Linked DNA regions of Homo sapiens: region 2 is linked to region 1. Evidence: read pairs that join two places in POLR2A ChIA-PET (ENCODE). Cell type or tissue: OCI-LY7. All regions are shown on one strand. Each heading gives the region's core, and the rest is flanking DNA. Links, peaks and the distances in the headings are about the cores only. Region 1 overlaps MAP4 (microtubule associated protein 4). Region 2 overlaps SMARCC1 (SWI/SNF related BAF chromatin remodeling complex subunit C1).

The links. ChIA-PET counts read pairs that join two places held together with the same protein. Peaks named below come from ENCODE experiments on the same cell type or tissue, not always from the same donor. Only the 100,000 strongest peaks of a DNase experiment are listed, where the experiment ranks them.
Region 2: POLR2A ChIA-PET joins it to region 1 with 8 read pairs; 2 of 35 experiments call an interaction of 5 or more read pairs at or near these places.

The regions. Positions count from the first base shown.
Region 1 is chr3:47,975,049-47,977,863 of GRCh38, forward strand. The region is part of intron 3 of MAP4 (microtubule associated protein 4); the gene reads right to left. Among named protein-coding and RNA genes, the nearest start is that of MAP4, 40 kb to the right of the region's middle. In OCI-LY7, for the core only: no CTCF peak of the experiment used is centred there; a DNase peak (open chromatin) is centred at 1,303; H3K4me3 peaks cover 849 bases; H3K27ac peaks cover 1,084 bases.
Region 2 is chr3:47,621,429-47,624,243 of GRCh38, forward strand. SMARCC1 (SWI/SNF related BAF chromatin remodeling complex subunit C1) reads right to left here. Exons shown (of 28, transcript NM_003074.4): 25 at 779-913. Among named protein-coding and RNA genes, the nearest start is that of SNORD146, 39 kb to the right of the region's middle. In OCI-LY7, for the core only: no CTCF peak of the experiment used is centred there; no DNase peak of the experiment used is centred there.

The DNA of each region.
Region 1 (2,815 bases), core at 272-2,771:
CTGATTCATGTTGAACATTTGAAAACCAAAGGAAAAAGGTCAACTAAAAATATTTAAAGGAAAAAAATGTGAGAATGAATCAAATGATAAAATCATAAAGAAAACAAGAAATAAAAGACATTAGATAACCTTTGTAAAAATTACTAAAATTAAAAAGAATTCATTTTGCACTTTGTGTTCACAAAGGGAAATGAGGCTCCATCAAACCCTGCAGAGCACAAGAGGAAGCAGGTTGTTTGCTCAGGCATCAGCAGAAATAGGCCCCGAAGAACTACCCTCAGTTTCTTCTACATCATGTCCAGGAATGAAAAGCAAAGCTCTGCAAAATGCTGAAGGTTTTAGAAGTATAACGATGCTTAGGAAAGATCACTGGTCTGGTGTTGCAGCAGCCCCAGTGTTGAGAGACACGCTAGGCTTCTAGGAGGAGAAAAATAGAGAGGGAGGAAGAAGTAGGAAGGGGAAGAAAAGGGTGGAAAAGCACAGGTCATTAGTAAACAGCAAGTTCAATATCACAAGATGCTCATAAACCAAAGCTATTAATGAAGCTGGTTTGCTCTCGGGACTATAGATAACATTCTGAAGGAAACAGAAATGGGAATTTTCAAAATGGCATTGAGTTAGATGCTCCAGGTAGTGATGGCCAAATTAGAATGAAGTCACCACATGCTCCAAAAACATGCACTGCCATCCCCTCCCTCCACCTTCCCTCCCCAAATAAAACATGCATATTTTCAGTAAAGTATCTTTTTTTTTTTTTTTGAGACGGAGTCTTGCTCTGTTGACCAGGCTGGAGTGCAGTGGTGCGATCTCGGCTCACTGAAACCTCCGCCTCCTGGGTTCAAGCGATTCTTCTGCCTCAGCCTCCCAAGTAGCTGGGACTACAGGCACGTGCCACCACGTCCAGCTAATTTTTGTATTTTTAGCAGAGATGGGGTTTCACCATATTGGCTAGGCTGGTCTCAAACTCCCAACCTCAGGTGATCCGCCCGCCTCGGTCTCCCAAAGTGCTGGGATTACAGGCGTGAGCCACCGCGCCCGGCCTAGTATCTATTTTAATACAGTTAAGTGGTTCAATTCAAAACTCAATCCAGGTGTGCAAACTATATGCTACCTAAGGGCAGAGAGGTATCCAAGAACAGAACGACCTACTCTCATAATGCCACTGGGTAGTTCATAAAGAGCCAGGTTCTTTTTTGTCACAAGGGAATCCTGAAACAGTGAGGGCCAGGATACAGTTTTTACCCTTCTATTCTGTACTACTAAGGCCTGGCAGCGGTAAGCACCTGCTACACAGAGTTTGAGTCTCTTCTGGTCAGGCATGACTTCCTACTGGAGAAGAAATCTACTCGTTTTTGTAGTTGTTTCCTTCCTGGATGAAAATGGCATCCACTCTTTCAACTGCCTAATCAAGTCAATCCCCTCCAGCCTTTCCTTACCCTGGTTAACTGGTTCCTGCTTAAAGAAAGCTGAATTTACTCATTTTTTAAAAGTTCATGTTCAAACTTCTCCTTTAATCACAGGGATATTTGCATAAATGTTTTCTTAAAAACCACATCACATAGATGACTGCTTTCAAAGCAGACACAGAAAGTCAATACTACATTTGACTGAGATTATCAAAGAAATACAAAAACATCAATTCACAAAACTGGAAGATAAAGTGGCATTTCTGGTTGTTTCTAGCTTCTAAAGTAAAGAGTTCCTAATTTATTAAGTTGCTAATAAGGATGTATATGTCACTTGGTAAACATTCACAACAAAAAGAACTTGGTCATCAAAAAATCTGATGTATAAAGATATATACAACTTTCCTATGGTCATAGAATAAAGAATAAATCCTAGAATAGCTGCTATTGCTAACAGAAGGCTTTCTGGAAGCCTTAGAAAAAGAGAAATACTGTGGTGCCTCACAGAAGGGCTTCTCATAGCTGAGGTATGCATATAAGAGAAATACAGAAATATGACAAATCTAGTAACTACCTCCACTGCAATAATATGAATCAAATGTATGGCCCAGTTAAGAGCACACTTGCAGGAAACAATGGGATTGATCATTAGAAGTCAACTCATTTGGGTTAGCAGTGTTGGCCTGATCACAACTGCAAAGTAAATGCAGGTATTTATGAAAATAAAACACGCAACTCTCACATCAGCTACTTAAGAAAATATTTATATAGTATATCCCTGGGACTCCTGCTACTGCTTTGAGAATTTTGCTCACTACAAAGACATTGGGGCAGGGGGTTGGTGCTGGTTATGAGACAGGAACCCACAGAAACTCAATGCTAACTGAAAGAATATCAAAACCCTAGTAAAGAGCTAAGAGTTTAATTAGAAGTAAATTTCAAAAGCAACAGTTAAGGGAAAGATAAAGGAAACACACTGGGGGCAAAATAAATAACTCCTAATTTGTTGTTCACTGGCTTCCTAACATTGAACTGTAGAAAGCTAAACGCAATGTGATTCAGGGAACAGACCTGCTGTTTTAAGAGTTGTAGTGGCCAAATTCCTCCCATGTAACATATTTTGGTGATCATTATTCTGCATCTACAAAAGTATTTTAAGGTTGATCCAGTTCTTGTGTGGTACAGCTCCAATAAATATTCAAAAAATATCAAAGCAAACTCATTATTCTCCTTCCATTGTTGGAGATTTTACATGGCAATGTCCTGGGTTTAAATACCTCCAACAAGAACACTACCACCCTCAGAAATAATTCATATGCTTCCATTAATAATGCTCTTCAAAGGAGATTATCAAGGTGTTCATTGTAAGTGCATCACCTACACATTTGGGGAATCCTGGGAATCACTTA
Region 2 (2,815 bases), core at 151-2,650, 350 kb before region 1:
GATAAAGAAAATGTGGTACATATATACTATGAAATACTACACAGCAATAAAAAAAAGAATGAAATTATGTCCCTTGCACCACCATAGATGCAGCTGGAGGCCATTATTCTAAGTGAATTAACCCGGAAGCAAAAAATGCCACATGTTCTCAGTTTTAAGTGGGAGCTAAACACTGTGTATACACAGACATAAACATGGAAACAATAGACACTGGTGACTCCAAAAGGGGAAGAGGAGAAAAGGGTGAAAGACTGAAAAGCTACATATTGGTACTATGTTAACTATTTGGGTGACAGCTTCAATAGAAGCTTAAACCTAAGCATCATACAATATATCCATGTAACAAACCTGCACAAGTACCTCTGAATCTAAAATAAAAATTAAAACTTTAAAAAAAAAAAAAAAAGAAAGAAAATCCCTGACTCAGATAATAGAGTTATACAGTTTCTACTTTATTGGTAACAAGTAGGTAATGAAATAACTCTAAGATCTAAGTTTTGTAGAGTGAAGAATTTAATATCATCATGTATCTTCACAGCCAACACGCACAAGAAGCTGAGATTTAGATAATTCACTTTAGAGAGTTAACAGAGTGCCTTTTATTTAACATCACTGGCTAACAATCCTTTTGAAAGGGCAAATCAAACACAGAAAAAAGGACAGAAGTTAGCCATGGAGACCAAGAGAACAGGCTACCATTTATTTTATCTAACTTGTTTTGTGAAAAGTGACCAAGGTTTAATTGTGAAAAAGCCACTAAAAAATTCCAAATACTTACAGCTTCTTTCTCTCTGTCCATGATAGTTTCCAGCTCTTCAAAATGTCGAAGTTTGATCTCTAGTTTCTTCATTTGTGTCTCAACCAAGAGAGCTACCAGGGACTTGATCTTTCTTTCTTCCACTGCAGCCAGGTGCTAAGGGTACAAGATCATTCAAGCTATTTAGGTAAACATTTGCTTAAAGAACATTAAGAAAATGCTGACAATATTCAAAGTAGAGATTATATAATTTACAATGGTACCCTATATGTCTCCTTTGTAACGTACAATCTAAAATAACTGTCTCTGAATTTCTGGTCCTTATAGAGATAAATCAACCCTTAAAAGATTAAAGGAAATGCCTCATGTGGTAAACTACTACCTTCAAAAGGGCTATCAAGAAGGAGAGGGCAAACCAGGACCCTGATGGGCCAAAGATGAGGACAGGAGGTACTTTGCCACCTACCACCCCATCCTGGCACTCGGTCTGTCCCCTCACTATCCTTTCCTCCCTAAAACTTTTCTAGGGGTGGGCAGGCAGGCAGGCTGCTGAGGACAGCACCTGACACTCTTATACAAAGCCTCTCCCTTCTCTTTGGTGAGCAGACCTCATGTGTGGAAACAAAGGGGAAAACAATATTTGATCTGTAATTCCAGGTCCAAGTCCATAGCTGGAAAAATAAATACAGTACTAAACAGAAAGGTACTCTGGAAGACTCACTCCTTTGCCACAAGACTGATGGTGAATGCTTCCTGCCAACTCAACAGCACAAACAGGAAGATGCCACATTACTTATATCTGCTTAAGACCCTAACTACTAGCTAGTAATCAATCCCACCCTCTATAGACGTCATCCAAGAACTTTCCCAGCAAACTCCCAGCACCATTTTTCATTCACTTTTATTATGTCTGCTGAATTTATGTGTTTATCTTGCTTCTACACAAGGCTTTTTTTTTTTTTTTTTTTTTTAAAGAAGCAGGGTTCTTCATAAAAAAAAAAAAAAAACCTATGTTGCCCAGGCTGGCCTCCAACTCCTGGGCTCAAGTGATCCTTCTGCCTAAGCCAACTGAGTAGCTGTGACAAGCCACAGCTGTGTGTGTCACAGCACGCATCTTACCAAGGTCTTAAGAAATAGCATGGAGTGGCTATTTTACTGATCTCTTAATGATCTTAGGTTTCCCAGAGAACCTAGGAGCAACCATGCAACTTAATACAGGCTTTTGGGAACTATGCTGAGACCTAACACTTAGACGAAAGCCTAATTTTTCATTCATTTACAGTTGAAAACAAAAACTGTAGTTTTACAAATATGGAGACCCATTTGCAAAAAGATTCAGAAATGTAGACAAGAGGTGACAATGAGGTTTTATAGCTATTAATGATCATGTCTGCCACCCTAAACTACAATGAGCTACATCAATGACACCAAAACTTTAAATAAATATTATGTAATTTAAGGCATTATCATTGTACAATGTTATACAATTTATATTTTTGAACAAAAAAATTTATGCGCACGATATAAACTGAAAAGTTACAAAGAGGTATAAAATAAAAAGTAAGTCTCCCCCTCACTTCTGTCAGCTATACATCAGTAACTCTTCCTTTGAAGATAATAATGTTATCAATTTCTGGTCTATTTTTATGAGAATATGACTCCTAGAACTCAGCTGGTTTGAAAGAAAATGTTTCTGGTATTTTTTTTTTTTTGAGATTTATGCAGGAACTTGGTGGGGGGAGCGGTAGGTGGAAAGGGGGTCCTTAAGTGTTATTCAATAAAATAATACCAAAATATTTCCTTTTAAAACTGCAGGTCATTGGTCAGCCGTGGTGGCTCACGCCTGTAATCTCAGCACTTTTGGGAGGCCTAGGTGGGCAGATCACATGAGATCAGGAGTTCGAGACCAGCCCGGCCAACACAGCAAAAACCCTGTCTCTACTAAAAATTAAAAAATTAGCTGGGTGTGGTGGTGCATGTCTGTAATCCCAGCTACTCGGGAGGCTGAGGCATAAGAATCGCTTAAAGCCAGGAGGCAGAGGTTGCAGTGAGCCGAGA